2 separate regions of the Mus musculus genome follow, and region 1 is linked to region 2. A link is a loop called in an ENCODE intact Hi-C map of the cell type or tissue named here. Cell type or tissue: heart. All regions are shown on one strand.

What was found. A loop is a pair of places that touch in the nucleus more often than their neighbours do. Peaks named below come from ENCODE experiments on the same cell type or tissue, not always from the same donor. Only the 100,000 strongest peaks of a DNase experiment are listed, where the experiment ranks them.
Region 1: it touches region 2 in a loop (22-fold over the local background); 23 of 42 quality-filtered maps call a loop at or near these places.

Annotation. Positions count from the first base shown.
Region 1 is chr5:130,402,275-130,410,274 of GRCm38, forward strand. It overlaps a transcript of Caln1 not described here. Among named protein-coding and RNA genes, the nearest start is that of A330070K13Rik, 22 kb to the left of the region's middle. In heart, a CTCF peak has its summit at 3,118 (motif pointing right); no DNase peak of the experiment used is centred here.
Region 2 is chr5:130,850,008-130,858,007 of GRCm38, forward strand. It overlaps Gm40337 (a long non-coding RNA gene), which reads right to left and starts at 5,234. Exons shown (of 3, transcript XR_868569.1): 1 at 5,216-5,234; 2 at 4,933-5,075; 3 at 4,118-4,553. In heart, a CTCF peak has its summit at 3,567 (motif pointing left); a DNase peak (open chromatin) is centred at 3,564; H3K4me3 peaks cover 585 bases; H3K27ac peaks cover 947 bases.

The DNA of each region.
Region 1 (8,000 bases), 450 kb before region 2:
CAAGGTGTGGTCCTGCCCATCACTGACCCCTCCATGTCTCAGCTCTAGTTTCTCATGCAAGGTGGTCCGACAGGTGGGAGAATTCTGTGAAGTCTCCTTCTTAGAGATGCGTTACCCATTCAGGCAGGCTCCAGTCTTCAGATTTTTCCTTCTTACACAGTGAGACTCTAGGAGAACTTGACAATTGCGGTGTGTGTGTGTGTGTGTGTGTGTGTATTGCCTTAATAATCTGATAGCTAAAATGAGTGACATATGCCTCAGGAATACTTTTTATTCCTGGGGCTGAGGAGATGGCTCAGTGGATAAAATACTTGCATGAAGACTAGAGTTAAGATCCTGAGAATTGCCGGGCAGTGGTGGTGCATGCCTTTAATCCCAGCACTTGGGAGGCAGAGGCAGAGGCAGGTGGATCTCTGAGTTCCAGGCCAGCTTGGTCTACAGAGTGAGTTCCAGGACAGCCAGGACAGAGAAACCCTGTCTTGAAAAGCAAAAACAAAAACAAAAAACCCAAAACAAGAACAACCACAAAAGATCCTGAGAATCTACATAAATGCCAGGCAGCTGACCCCCCATCCCCATTTCTCCAGCACTTGGAAGGCAGAGATAGGGCATTCCCCAGAGCGAGCTGGCTAGCTAGACTGGTATAATCTGTCAGTTATAGGTTTCTTATGGGTCTGGGGTCATTCAGGGATTCACCAATCTGACCATGAGTAAATTTTAATGAATAAGAGGCTTTATGAAATACTGGCCAAGAGTGCACCCAAGACTCATGCTCAGAGTATGGCTCCGAATTACATTAGTCAGGGGCTACAGAGTTCACAAGGCTACTTACTTCCTGCCTTTGAGCAATTAGCGGCAAGGATAATCCTGACACACTTCATGCCTATGTGTAAGCAAGCACACGTCCTGTGCACTTGGGACAACCAAGCTTGTTTACAGAACAAACATATGGTTTGTTATCTTTCATGAACAATGGCTCCCAGCATTCCAGGAAGTTATCTGTCCTTGGACATGAAAAACCCACAGCATGATGACTCCCCCACGTTCTGACTCAGGAGAGGCGACACCCCAAATCACTCACGAGAAATGGTCTTGATGCAAACTGCAAGAGGTTTATTCAGGAAAGACCAGTGCACTGGGGACGATTCATAGCCCACGCAGGGGTAGAGGAGTCCATGACGAGCTCAAGGGGTAAGGGGTTTATAAAGACACAAAAACCACAAACACCTGGCAAAAACACGCAAACACCTGGCATCCTGGAACAATGGGGCTATTTTAGACACAGGTCTAGGGGCTTAAATAATTTTTTACTCTCTGTCAGGATCTTTTAGACAAAGTGAGGCTTATAGGTTACAGGCATTTTTGTCTTATAGATCTCCTAAGCATAATCATTTAAACTTAAAACATACTGTTAGCCATTATAGATTTGAATGAGAGACCCTCTCTCAGTAAATAATACAGAGGGCCAGCAAGATGGCTCAGTGGGTAAAAGTGATTGCTGCCAAGTCTGATGTCCCTGAGTTCGATCCCCAGGACCCAGATGGTGGAAGGAGAGAACCAACTTCAACAAGTTGTCCTCTGACCATCACACATGAGCCAAATACATGCACGTACATGCTTCCCCTTTTAAATATAATAAAACAAATCTTTGAAGAATAAAATTAGTATATAAATAAGCAAATAAATAATAAGCAATTGAGGGGGATAACGAGTTAACAGTGGACCTCAGAACTCACATGCACATACAGGTATGCCTACATACATGATGTGAACATACACACAGACACATATGCACTGTGGGGGTGGGGTGGGAGTGGGGACACTATCATCAATTCCTGTCAGGATGGTGACAATCCCTAGCATGTCCCCTCACTTTCTGGTTTCTGATGTTGTTCTCAACCCTGAATCCTTTTAAAAATAGAATTATTTTAAGTAAGTGTGTGTGTGTGTGTGTGTGTGTGTGTGTGTATGTGTGTGTCTAGGCGTGTCTGAGGAAGCCAGAAGAAGATTTTTGGGTCCCTTAGTTCTGGAGCTATAGGTGGTTGCGAACCCTACATTCTGTGATCCAAACTGGTCCTTTGCAAAACCAGCCAGTGCCTTTAGCTACTGAGCTCTCTGCAGCTCCAACTCTGAGTTCTGATTGTTCAAAGCCACAATTCCCACTGCCCTTAGGCAAAAGCCATAAGCCAGGAAGTCCCTGGAGGGATGTCTTCCTCTTTTCCGAATATCACCTCCCCTTCATTTCTTCCCCTTTCTGGCCACACATGCTGATATTTCTATGAGAGAGTTGGTCAAATATGAGCTATTATATTTGAAGACTTAGCATGCGATAAGATAAACGGATATGGTCATTTTAGATAGTAAGGAATACTTTGATGGGAAGAAATAGGGCAGAGTGTGTGGAAGGAAGCTGTGTGCAGAAAGTCACACAGGAACTCAGGGACTGGAAATTGCCTCTAAGAGGACTTGACATTGAAGCTTGAGAAGTGAGAGAGGCCAGGTATGTGCTGAACTGAAGCTGGGAGACAGGAGATAATAGGATATTCTGGAGGACTAGAGGCTGAACATGCCCTGAGCTGAGGTCTGGCAGAGTAGAGAGGTCAGGTGTTCCCTGAGCTGAGGCCTCGGGGATGGGAGAGCCTAAATACATACCAAGTGGAGACCTGGGAGATAACAAAGCATGCACTAGACTGAATCCTGGGAGCTGAGAGAGGCTGGGTGTGTGCTAAGCTGATACCTGGGGGATGGGAGAGTCTGATTTTGCCTGGACTGAGACTTAAAAAACAGAAGAGGCTCGTTGTGCATGGCAGGGACACAAATACCCCAGTTAGAAGCATCTGATTCATGGATGATGAGGCATTCACGAACTGATTTAGGGACCACATAGTACACACAGTAGATGCCATCAGAAGCTGCTGGGGTAGCAGCTAGGGGATGACAGATTATGAGAGTGTTTTTTTTTTTTTTTTAAACTAAGGTACCAATTGTGTTGTGGCTTACATTTTAGTAAAAGGAAGGCTCTGCAGACAGTAAGATGAAAGCCAAGAGTTGATGGTACTCCAGGGGCCAGGTCAGATCGCAGGGAGTGATGAGCCTGCTGCAGGGCTGCAGTGTGAGATGTGACCACCAGGGGTCAGTGCTGAGCACCATTGAACCATCCCAGAGCCAAAGACCAAGATAAACTTGATATAAGTAGGTACTCAGAGACTGCTTGCTCCTTAGGGTAACAAGCAATTTGAAGTCATGGGAGCTCAATTCTGCAGGGCTCTCTTTGTATGTGTGTGTGTGTGTGTGTGTGTGTGTGTGTGTGTGTACATGCACACATATCATATATGCTTGTGTACATGTTTGTGAAGGTATGCATGCATGCATTTATGTGAGTGTGCTCAGGCCAGAAACGGATAATGGGTGTTTTCTTCAATCCTGTCACGGTAAATAATTGTTTTCTTTATTATGTTTTTTAAACTTTATTAATTAATTAATTAATTTATTTATGCACGGAGAGGCATGCATGTGCCACAGTGTGAATGTGAAGGTCAGAGGACAACTTGCAGGAGTTGATTCTCTCCTTCCATTACGTGGGTCCCAGGAATCGAACTCAGGTCATAAGGCTGAGAGGCAGACAGCTTTACCTGCTGAACATCCTACCAGTCCCCCGCCTTATTTTGTAGACCAGGTCTCTCACTGGCTTGTCTAGGCAACCACAGCTGCTGTGAATTCATGTGTGGGGGCAGCTTTGTCATGACCAGAGGACGTTATTTCCATCTGGTCCTCCATGATGGTCCAGTGGGCAAAGGTGCTTGCCACCAAGTGGTGAGTGACCTGAGTTCCACCCACAGGACCACATGGTTGTAGGAAAGAACCAACTCTACAAACTGTCCTCTTACCTCCACATATGCGTGGCGGCATGTGCCCCACCTACCCCAGGCACACAGATAAATAAATGTAATTTACAAATCGGGAAAAACTATGAGGGTTTTTTTTTTTTTTTTTCCTATGATAACTTGGGAACATAAAAGCTTGGACTTCTGGGAGTTCCATCCAGCAAGACTGATGTGAAGATGTAGTCCCTACAGAAGGATCTTGTGGACTGAAAGGGGTTGCTGTGCAAGCTGAGAGACTAGCTGGGGAAGACACTTGTTTAGGGTGACTATATGGCTAGCGAACACATGTATACCTTGCAAGTGTGGAGACTATACCATTCTCTAGAGCCCCAGAGGGTGCCAATTATCTCCACCCCCTCCCAAAGCTCCTCCTCAAAGACCAGAGCAGAGAAGCAGAAGCAGGAGACCTGGGGATCCCCTGGGTGGGTGGGGCCTTTGCACCCCAGTTCACTGTGGGTGTGCTTGTGTGGATGACCCTACCCCATGATGCATGGATGGGCCCTGCCCCAAACATGACTTATAAACATGGAGTGTGAATGGCTTCTTCGTTCTCCAAGTCCCTGCCAAATTGACATCAAGAATAATCGGCATTTAGAGACTAATTACACATCTGGATGAATCTGTTTCAGTCTACTGGATTGGACATAATCATATTAAAATATAATGAATACATCCAAATGCACAATGCCTGATTAAGTAGTCGCTTAGGAGCCGGAGCAGTGAAAGAGGCTGGCTGGTAACCAAGAGAAGAGCTGTGTGAGCGTCGGGATGGCAGCTGCAGGCTCAAAATGGAGTTCCCGGTCACTTCTGTTTTAGGTTCCCATTTGTTCTTCATGCCCTGACTCAGGTTGGTCCACACAAACTCAGGTGCTTTCTCCAGCTCGGTTTTGGGGTTGTCTGGGAAGTAAAGAGGAAGTGGGGGTGTGGGCTTCTGGGACACCAGTTGCCCTGTGATCTCAGCTCAGGGTAGGCTGAAGCAGGAGGACTCAAGACTGTCAGGGAAGGAGGAGAGAGTAATGGGAGTGCAGGTTGGGGTGGGGGGAGGAGAGAGCAGGAGGAGGAACTGCAGGAGGAGGGAAAAGGGAAGAAGAAAGAAAGGGCGGAGGGAAGAGAAATGAAAGGAAGAGGAGGGAAAGAGAAGAAAAATGTTTACTGTTCTTGCTCATACTAAACATGTCCCCTGGTTTCTCAGGGGAGACTCTGAGCCCTGGGAATCCCCAGGAAGCCAGCCGTCCTTCTGATAGCTGAACTGGTTGGTACCCAAAGTGTGTTTGGGTTAAGGACACCTTATTTCTATTGACTTGCCCTGGGCCCAGGTCTTGGCCTCAGTTCCCTGTGGCCTTCTGGTGCTGGGTCACACTGTACAAGGGTTGACTGGACCTGTCACCATTTTGGAAGAAGCTGCTGAGGTCATCATGAATCTTTAGTAGAAGCAACCCCACTATATAGACAGAAATAGAGTTTATTTATTTAGTAATGTAATCACTTCTTTTAAATTGTCTATTTAGCATCTATCTATCTATCTATCTATCTATCTATCTATCTATCTATCTATCATCTATCTATCTATCTATCTACCAATCAATCAATCAACCAATCAATCATCCATTTACCTATAACTGCCAATCATCTAATATCTGTTTACCTGTTGACTGTCTAGCATCTATCATCCATTCATTTATATTTATCCATAATCAGTTATCATACTTTACCTGTCATCTATCAATCAATTATCTAATCTCTCTATCATCCATCCATTATCAGTCTATCAATCAATCAATCAATCAATCAATCAAATCCATTTACCTATAACTGCCAATCATCTAATATCTGTTTACCTGTTGACTGTCTAGCACCTATCATTCATTCATTTATATTTATCCATAATCAGTTATCGTACTTCACCTGTCATCTATCAATCAATTATCTAATCTCTCTATCATCCATCCATTATCTGTCTGTCCATCTACTATCTATCTATCTATCTATCTATCTATCTATCTATCTATCTATCCATCCATCCATCCATCAATCTATTCCTCTATCAATTGTTTGAGACAGAGTCTTATGTAATCCAGGCTATTCTCAAACTTTTATAGTTGAGGAGGATCTAGAATTCGCCATCTTCCTGCCTCCACCTCCAACAGAGCCGGGGTCACAGTTGTGTGGCACCACACCTGGATTTACTATTATTTTCTCATAGAGACTCTTCAAAGTTTAAGGTCTTTATTGGTGGAACTTAATAAAGTCAGCTGCCTGTTGTTTGGACAAGCGGGGAGTCTGGGGTTTCAGTTTCTCTTTTGCTGGTCTAGCTTCCTTCCCAGGCACCGGCAGTAGGCAGTGAGTTGTGGCCTCCTGTTTGACACAGTTTCCTGTCATCCCATATTTTGACATGTGGCACCTTGGCCTTTTTATAGTGTTTCACTGTCTTTGGAGGGTCAACATGGCCTGTTTTATTATGAGATCAATGGTGTATGAATTAGCGTGAATTAGACTCTTTAGAGCCCTTACTGACAGAAGGACCTTATGTTTGAGGCCCAGGCAAGAAGATTTGAGTCCAGATGCCCAGAAACCGTGTAAAAAAGCTGGATGTGGTGGTATGAGTCTGTAATCCTGGTGAGTGATGGGGAGGTGGAGACAGAAGAATCCCTGGCCAGCCAGCCCATAGCTTACCTAGTGACCTCTAGGTGAAGTAAAAGCCCTGATCTCAAAATATAAGGTAGAGAGGGCCAACAAGATGGCTCAGTACTCAAGCATAAAGGTGCTTGCTGCCAAGTCTAATGACCTGAGTTCAATCCCTGAGATGCATGCACACGTGTGTGTGCCTGCACATATACACATATACATAATCCTTAAAAATTTTAAAGAAAAGAATAATGTAGAGAATGATTAAGAGAGACAACCAGAATTTATCATTAACCTCTAAAATCATGTGCACACATGTGCAAATATACACGCGCGCACACACACACACACACACACACACACACACACACACACACACAATGGTCCTTGAGCGGCAGACCTTATGTAATGTCATTTGGGGGTGGGGGAGGTTTAGAGCAACTCCCACTTATCCCGCAAGCCTGGCCAATGCTTCCAGGATGTTTTAGGTCCTTCAGGAAGTGGGTGGATAGCTTCTTGGAGGAAGATGCTGAAAGGATGATAATGGGTACCCAGCCATTATCACAGAACTCAAACTTCAAGATTTGGGCCCAAACACCTGCTCCCCTTCTAGAAGATGCGATGGGAAGTTGACAGATGGACTTCCTTGACAGACAGACATCCTGGGGGGAATGATCCTCAGAAGTCTCATCAGGAAATCAGGTCACTGGTAGTTTGGAAGGCAGAACCATTTTTATTAGGGATCAACTGTAGGTCCCCCAAAAGTATATGGGGTTCTCAGGGCTCAGAAGAGGCATCTAGTTAGATGAGGGAAGGGAGTGGTGTTGAAGGTTCATCCATTTTGTCCAGAGGACAATGCTGGGTGTTACATTTGGGGCGTCCTGGACTGGGAAGGGTGTCTTGGCTTTCCTATTCGCTCTGTCTCTCTGTCTGTCTGTCTGTCTGTCTGTCTGTCTGCCCGCCCGCCCGCCCGTCTGTCTATCTGTCTGTCTGTCTGTCTGTCTGTCTGTCTGTCTGTCTGTCTCTGTTGTGGTTTGAATGAGAAATGTACCACACAGGCTTATATGTGGCGTTTGGACACTTGGCCCCCAGCTGGTGCCACCATCTGGGAAGATAACAGTCCCTTTAGGAGGCAGAGCCTTTGGCAGGAAGTACCTCACTGGGGGCAGGATTGACTGGTGGTTTTATAACCTGGCCCCAGTTCCTCTTCTCTCTCTGCTTCCTGAGTATGGTTTCAATGTGACCCGTCAGCTTCTTGCTCCTGTCACCATGCCTCCTCACTGTGATGAGGTCCTCCTCACTGTGTCCTCCTGGAACTGTGAGCCAAAATACATTCTTTCTACCCTAAGTTCTTTTTTTGGGGGGGGGGGTTAAGGGAGGGGTAAGATTATTTCACTGATGCAACAAGAACTTGATAGAGCAGATGCATGCACGGTGGTCAGATACAACCTTCGCCTTTGGTGGCACGTCTCAGGTTCTATCTACCCTGTG
Region 2 (8,000 bases):
CATATATTTGGAAGCCAGAGAACAGTAGTGTCCTGTTTTACCACTCCCTTGGGACAGCATCTTTCACTGAACCCAGAACTAAACTGGTAACTAGCAACCCCAGAGCATCTCCTGTGTCTGTCCCCACAACCTCATAAGCAATGGACACTGGTATGAGCATGCCGAGCTTTTTTAAGTGGGTGCTAGGGATCCAAATTCAGGGCCATGCTTGTGTAGCCAACTCACTTCCCCATTAAGCTATCCCCTCAGGCCTCTTGCCTTCTTTTTAAACCTAAACTTCATGTCAGGGCCTTGAACTTGGTAGGCCACTGGGCCTCTCTGTCCCTTTTCCCAGTGTGGCCATGTTGGAAAATGTCTTTTTTTCTGCATTTCATTCTTATTTGTCTGTTTAAGAGGCCCGGTAAGTGGCTAAGCCTGGCTCGTTAGGGCTGTCTGGCCTAACAACCCTGATCACAGCCATGGTATCACCCCTTCACCCCAAGGGGCAGGTATATGATTTGCAGAGGGAGGCTGGAGGACTGAGGGCTTGGACCAACTAAGGCTCTTAGTGAACTCTAAGCTCCTCTAACCTACATAGGAAGGACCTGTCTCAGCAACCTCTAAGGACAGGACCCGGACAAGACAAAGCCCAACTCCCTGTTAATGGCCCTCGTATCCATCGTCTGAGTCCTCTGAACCCTTCCCACGCCTACACAGCATGGCAACAGCCCCTTCACACTGTCCTGTGTCCCAGCACACACACAACTGTAAGCTTCATTCAGTTGTTGAGCAGACTCATTGCCAACCTGGATTGTCCTAGGTGAGTCCCAGGGCCTAGGGACAGCGAAAGGAAGTTTCTCTCATGTGCCTTGGCCTTCTCCCTGATACCTCTGTGATTTCTGGACGATCTTGCAGCCTTGACCTCAGCAATGTCTGCAAGTTGGTTGTTTTGACTTCCACACACTCCAAGGTCAGCTGTCCCTTTTCAACAGATTGGCAAGAGGAGTTTCGGCTTAGCCCACACAAAGCATACTCGATCTTGTCTGGGATGTGGAAAGTCAAATAAATTATGATTGGAGGGGACTTTCCTCACTTGACTCTCTGAATTAAAGATGCTTTGATTTGCTTCCCCAGATGTTTATACAACACACACACACACACACACACACACTTCACTAAGAAAAAACAATCCCAGCCTGGCGGTGGTGGCGCACGCCTTTGATCCCAGCACTTGGGAGGCAGAGGCAGGCGAATTTCTGAGTTCAAGGACAGTCTGGTCTACAGAGTGAGTTCCAGGACAGCCAGGACTACACAGAGAAACCCTGTCTCGAAAAAACAAACAAACAAACAAACAAGCAAAAAAAAAAAAAAAAACAACAACAATAACAAAACAAAAAGAAAAAACAACCCCTAGAAAACAGAATAACAAAAGACAAAAAAAATGCCTCCAGTTGAGTCAATTGGCCACACTGGGCCCTTACTTCCTTTCAGGAGTGTGGGACCCTCAGCAGTGTTCTGACAGAGCCTGGAAGATTTTTTTAAGTGTCCTCATGACAAGATGGTCACATACATGGGCTCAGGGATCAATTTATAGCCACGTCTCAGTGTAAATGTTGTAGGTTCCAGCTCATGAGGCAGAGTGCCGGCAGAAACCCTGGGTTCCATCCCCAGCACACACAGAGCAAGCCCGGAGGTGTTCTCCTGCAACTCTAGCACTTAGCCGGTATAGCAGGAGGATCAGAGGTTCAAGGCCAGTGCCTACTACATAGCAAGTTTGAGGCCAGTCTGGGCTATGTGAGTCCCTGTCTCAGAAATAAAGCAAAGGCTGACAAGATGGTTTTGTGGGCAGAATGGCTTGTTTGGACAACCTGATTTTGAACCCTGGGAGCCACAGGATGGAAAGACAGAATCAACTTCTGCAAGCTGTTCTCAGACCTCCATACCTGTGCCATAGAGCATGAATAAACCGGGTTTAAAAAGAAATGTCTGAAGCCATACAATGCTCCCCACTACACAACTAATATACATTAGCCAAAAATGGTTTCGGGGTGGGGAAAGAAAGACGGAAAGCCTATATACCCAGCGAATCCAGAAAGCCATTGCAAACACCTGAAGCTGGGACCCAGTTGGTGTGTGAAGGTTAGGGCGGGGGGTGGGGGTGGGGGGTGGGGAGGGAAGGGGAAACAAGACAGGAAGCAGAAGGGAGGAGCTCGGGCGAAGAGAGAAAGGCAGTTTCTCTTCCCACTCTGAGAGAAGCACTGTCACATTGTCCTGCCTGGGCGTCAGAAAGTCCTACCAAGCTTACAAGTTTCATGAGACACCCCCCACCCCCCCAACTCCCAGGCCTCCAAAGACTCTGCTCCTGTTTTCCCGCTCAGCCTGGTTTTCCTGCGGGAGATGCTTTGGACGGGGACTCGCCAGTCTGCAGAGTTCCCAGCAGGGGAATTAGATGCCAGAGGTTCTGAACTCAGCAGCACATTAGAGTCACCCAGGGAGCTTTTAAAAAATCTTTGCAGGATCCCTTCCGCTGCAGACCAATTACCATCGTCCTGCAGGGAGGGGGCGGGGGAGTGTCGAGGCCATAATATTTTAAAATTCCCCTGGCACTGCTGATAACTGGGGGAAGGTTAGAACCCTGACTCTTTGAAATGGCAGGAGGGTAAAAACGACATTAGAAATCAGTAGATTTCATTTTTTATTTAATTTAATTTTTAGATGTGGAAACTGAGGCCAGGGATGCTATGGCAGGACAGACTGCAAAGGGGGCTCTTCTCCCATCGACTGAATCTGGGTGCTCCAGTTGTGCAGCACTGAGGGAGGAGGCGCTGAGAAAACACAAAAACAAAAAACAAGGGGGGTGGGGCTCTCAGGATGGGGACAGCACACAGAAATGCCACAACAGCTAGCATTAAAGAGAAACGTCTAGATTCACCATTGCATTTTCGTGATGCCAGGATTAGAATGTTATTGTTTGAAACAGGATCTTTCTATGTATCCCAGGCTGGCCTTGAACTCACCATGTCCTCTGCCTCAAGCTCCCAAGTACCCTGATGACAGGTGAACACCACCACTCCTAGCCCAGGGTTGGATTTTTGGTGGATACATCTTCTGTCTCCTTTTATCGGGTTTCTGTTTTATTTGGTGGAAGTAGAGAATTGAATGAACTCAGGGCCTTTTGGTCATATTAGGCAAGCCCGTTATGGCTGAGCCACATCCTCAGCCCCATACTCGGGGGACATTAGTTGTTGCAGCTAGCCTTTAACTTAGAATCACCAGTCTCGAGATTTAGCGTACCTGGGGTAACTGGGGGTGACTGGCGTGAATTCCCACTTCCTGTTCACTTCCCTTTTCTTTTCTTCCTTTCATTCCCTTTACTTCCAAAGTGACCTTCATCCAAAGCTCTCTCTCCTAGGACTCAGAAAAACATGGTCCTGAAACCAGATTTTTTTCTTTTTCTTCAGATGAAACATAAAGTTAGAAAGTGTCTGAGGGTTACACAACTAGTCTTTCTGGCCTGCTTGTGAAACTTGCTGCGGGCAGCGAGCGCCCCCTGCCGGTAGCTCCCATGGATTCTTACGCCGCGTGCCGAGAGCCCTCTGGTGGCAGAGAGCTGTCATTGCGGAATCTATCCACCTGTTCTGAGTCAGGGGGCTGCTTGTAGCCAAGTTCACAGCTGGAAATGCTTGAGAGACTTCAAAAATCATGGTCTCCGGGACTGATTCCAGGATCTCACTGCTTCCTGTTGCATTTCATTAGCAGAGCTTTTATCTAATGCACTTATTAAGTAAAGACACAACACTGAAAGCCAATCAGATTTTCGGGTGGGGGGTGCGGGGGAGTGGGCGGGGCGCGCTTGTCTTTAACCAGTTTTCAGCCCAAAGCAGAGAGTGGATAATCTTTGGTTAACCTAGACTGGAGCACTGTAAGTGAATGTGACTTGCCTTCTGGTGTCAGAGTTTACTAATTACAGAGCCTTCATCTCTGACACATCCTGACCTTCACACTGCCTTATGTATTTTTTCTTTTGTGGAAAAAAAAGTCACATTTTATTTATTTATTTATTTATTCATTTATTTGCTTACTTAATATTACACGTGTGTGTTTGAGTGAAGGTCAACTTTTTAGGTTCTGTTCTGCCTTTCCTCCGTGAGGGTCCTGGGAGTGGGACAATGATTGTCATGCATCTACCTAATGAGACCCCTCCACAGCACCTGCTCACGTACCGCTCTTTCCTCAAACCTCTGTGAGCATAGCGAGCCAGATTTTACCTGTTCTGTCCTGAGAGCCTGGCCTTAGCCTATCTTAATCTCTAGTTTTGGTCCTCTTCAGTCACTGTTCTCCTGTGCCCAATATTGAAATGTCACATATTGGGGGAGGGAGTCAGTGGTCCCCAGTGCTGGAATTGCAAGGAAGCCAGCTAGAGAGATGCATGCGGTGCTCTGAATCCAACCTTGAAACACAATCACTTCCTGTTTATTGGACCCTGTTCCATTTGTGTTGCCCACCCCCACCCACATGCAAACCCTAGAGTACCTTTAAGGCGGAATGGTCCCGCCAGGAGATCTGACGCAGACCTGGAGGAAATCAGGAGAGAGCTTTTCTGACTCAAACAGAAGTCGCCCACTCCACGACACACCCACAGATCTCACTCAGAAAACACAGAACAGAATGTGTCAGGTCTGCCTGAGTCACATGTGGCCCACCCAGCTCCGACTCAGCCATTGCCTGAGACTTAGTTTCTCAGTTGTTCTTTTCTAATGGGTGTGGGCAGCCCTTCCTCCTAGATTCTTAGTAATTGCACCTTCAGTCATCGAAGACTGATGGGAGAGAGATGTCTGGGGATGTTTGAGGGATATTTGATGTCATTAGGAACTGCTCTTAGTCCTAATCTTGTCATGCTCTGTCACTGTCACAGACAGGGACATGTCTGATGGAAAGAGACATGTCTGATACCTGGTTCTGGAAGCTGGGGAGTCTATGATGAGGTGGTGTTTGTGGCCAGGACTGAGTGGTTGATGTTGAACGTAAGGATCACAGCCTGTGTCCCAATCCAGGTTCAGCAACTCCACCTCAGTAAGCTGGTTGAAAGAGCCACACTTAATGGTAGAAAGCAGAAAGGAGGGATTTCTTCAATGTGGACACGTCAATCTGATGACACACCCCACACACTCCAAAACCCATCTCTGGGCCTCTGAAGCAGGATCAAAGCTTCAGTCAAGGGCCGGGACATGCATACCCAAGTTGTTCTGGCCAAAGTGTAGTCTTCTTGTCTTCCAGTGACCTTGGGTTTTAGTCTCATTCTGTAAGGTGAGCTGACAAGGTAGAACTGAGAAATCTTTTTCCAGGAGACATTCTCCTTCGGCTGGTCCCTCTTCCTTCTTCCAGTGTGAGATACCTGGGGAAATTCTAACTTGAGGGGATGAGGGTCCATTGTCTCAATAGTCTAACAGACTGACAAACAAGTCTCTCTTAGCCAGGTGGTAGTGCAGCACTCAGGAGGCAGAGGCAGGTGAATCTGTGAGTTCAAGGCCAGCCTGATCTACAGAGTGAGTTCCAGGACAGCCAGACCTACACAGAGAGACCTTGTCTCAAAAAGGAAAAAAAGAAGAGAAGAGGAGAGGGGAGGGGAGGGGAGGGGAGAAGAGAAGAGAAGAGAAAAGAAGAGAAGAGAAGAGAAAGAGAGGAGAAGAGAAGAGAAAATCTTTATTTCTCTCGGGCTAATCCCATTCATCCCATGCTGCTTCAACCCTTGGCTAAGGTGAAAAGGCAAGAGGGTATGTTGGAGGCAAGACACACCAGCTTTGTGATACACATCCATCATTCCAGCTACTCATAGACAGGTGGACAGGCAGACAGACACACACACAGACTGAAAGGAGAGAGAGAGAGAGAGAGAGAGAGAGAGACAGACAGACAGACAGACAGAAGGGGAAGAGAAGAGAGGAGACAGAAGAAAAGAAGGAAGAAAAGAAAAGCTGAACATGATGGTGCACTTCTGTAAAGTCAGCACTTAGAAGACTGAGGCAGGAGGATCACCAGTTTTAGTCTGGGCCACAGGGTGAGACTTTGTCTCAAAAACAAACAGATCAACCAACCAATATGTGTGTGTGTGTGTGTATAAGTGTGTGTGTGTGTCTGTGTCTGTATCTGTGTGTGTATATATATATATATATATATATATATATATATATTATTTTATTTTACAGAATCCCAGGCAGTTGCTGTTATCCATGGGCCACATTAGATCACAGCCCCTCTAGCTTCTGTGAGGAGTTTCAAAGATGATGTCCCCACCCCTTGAGTCTTTCTCTTTTTACAGCTCTCTCACAGGAGCCAAGTGCCATCTGCCATGTATATTCATGTATATATACGTATATACACATATATACACAGGTATGCATATATATGCATATATTCTGCCTCACGTTGTAAAACCACTCTTAAAGTAACCAGAGAGCTCAGTCACATGGTGCAGTATGGTGTGTGGGTGTGTGAGATGTGTGAACTCAGTCATGAAGGTTCCACACCTGTGATCCAAGTACAAGCTTGGCTATTTAATGTTCCCTGGCCTCCTCAGGACACCAAATTCTCTGAGATATTCTAGAACTGTCTCTATGATCTACCTTAGAGAGGAGTTTGTCCTGCAATTCACAATAACCGAGATGTGGAATCAGCCACAATACTCAATAACTGTTGGCTGGATAGAGAAGATGGAGCTCACAGACACAGGGAAGCACTTTTCAGTGATTAAAATCAAAAGAGGATAAAGTTAGGCTGTTTTCAGGAAAATGGATGGGACTGGAAGTTAAGCGAAATCAACCAAACAGAAAGGCAAACATCACAAATCTATCTCCTGTGTAGAGTCCGGACGAAAGGAAAACAAAACGGCACAGAGCTGGAGAGATGGCTCTGTTAAGTGAAGTGCTTGCTGCACACACCTGGGGGCCTGAGTTAGGATCCCCAGCACCTGTGTATGGAGCCAGGGATTGGTGTACATGCCTTTAACCTCAGCACTGGGAGGTGGGGACAGACAGGTTCCTGGGGTTCACTGGCCAGGGATGATAGCTGAAACTGTGAGCCCCAGCTCTAGTTAGGGATGTTAATGGTGTGTCCCTAAGGAATGAGACACCAGCCATCCACTGTGGCTGTAAGACTCTGACAAGCCTTAGCTACCGGGAACCCCCTAAGTGAATCACTCAGAGCATGAGATTGATGCAAAAGCATGAGGAGTTTATTGTTCCAGTGCTGGGGTCGTCCTGCACCTGAAAGAGAGGTGGGGACTCCAGGTCGGCAAGTTTTTACACAGTGTCCAGGGGCAGAATAGAGTATCAGCAACTAGGCACAATATGATATGCGAACAGTGCACCCTTTAAACTGATTGGTCTTTAGAGAAGGAGGTACTAGGAGTGTCCCATATCTGCAGGCAGCCAATGGTCGGTCAGTCTGCCCTGCAGTTTTTCTGAGGAATGTAGCCAGCCTCTCCCTTGGGGGGGGGGTGCCTTCATGTTCTGGGGCTCGGTGTAATTATCCAAAGGCCCTGAGTTGACCTCTTCATGGCCACTCTTCCATCTTTGTTCTGAATAAATTACTTGGCCTGAATTTTTGTCTCAGCCTCAGTGTCTCAAGGAAACCAAACTCCAGGAGACAGTGTTTGCTCTTTACTCTGGTAGGTGGGTCTGAACTACTGTCCTGTTTGTTGGAGTGATCCCAGGCAGCTGGTTTTAGACATGGGCCATGTTCGGTCACAGCCCCTTTAGCTGCTGAGAGGAATCTCACAGATGACGCCCCGCAACCCTCGAGTCTCTCTCTCTTTTTACAGCTCTCACAGAAGCCACGTTTCATCCAACACTCCTCTCCCGAATCCTTACCCTCACATTTCCAGACAAACAATTCCCAAAGGAAGAAAAGTTGCAACAAAGTAACAAGGCTTGTTCCCTTACCAGCGTATCCAGAAATACCCCCAGGACATTTTATTTACCTGCTCCAACCAGAAATACAAGAAGGTCCCTCAGTCTAGTTAG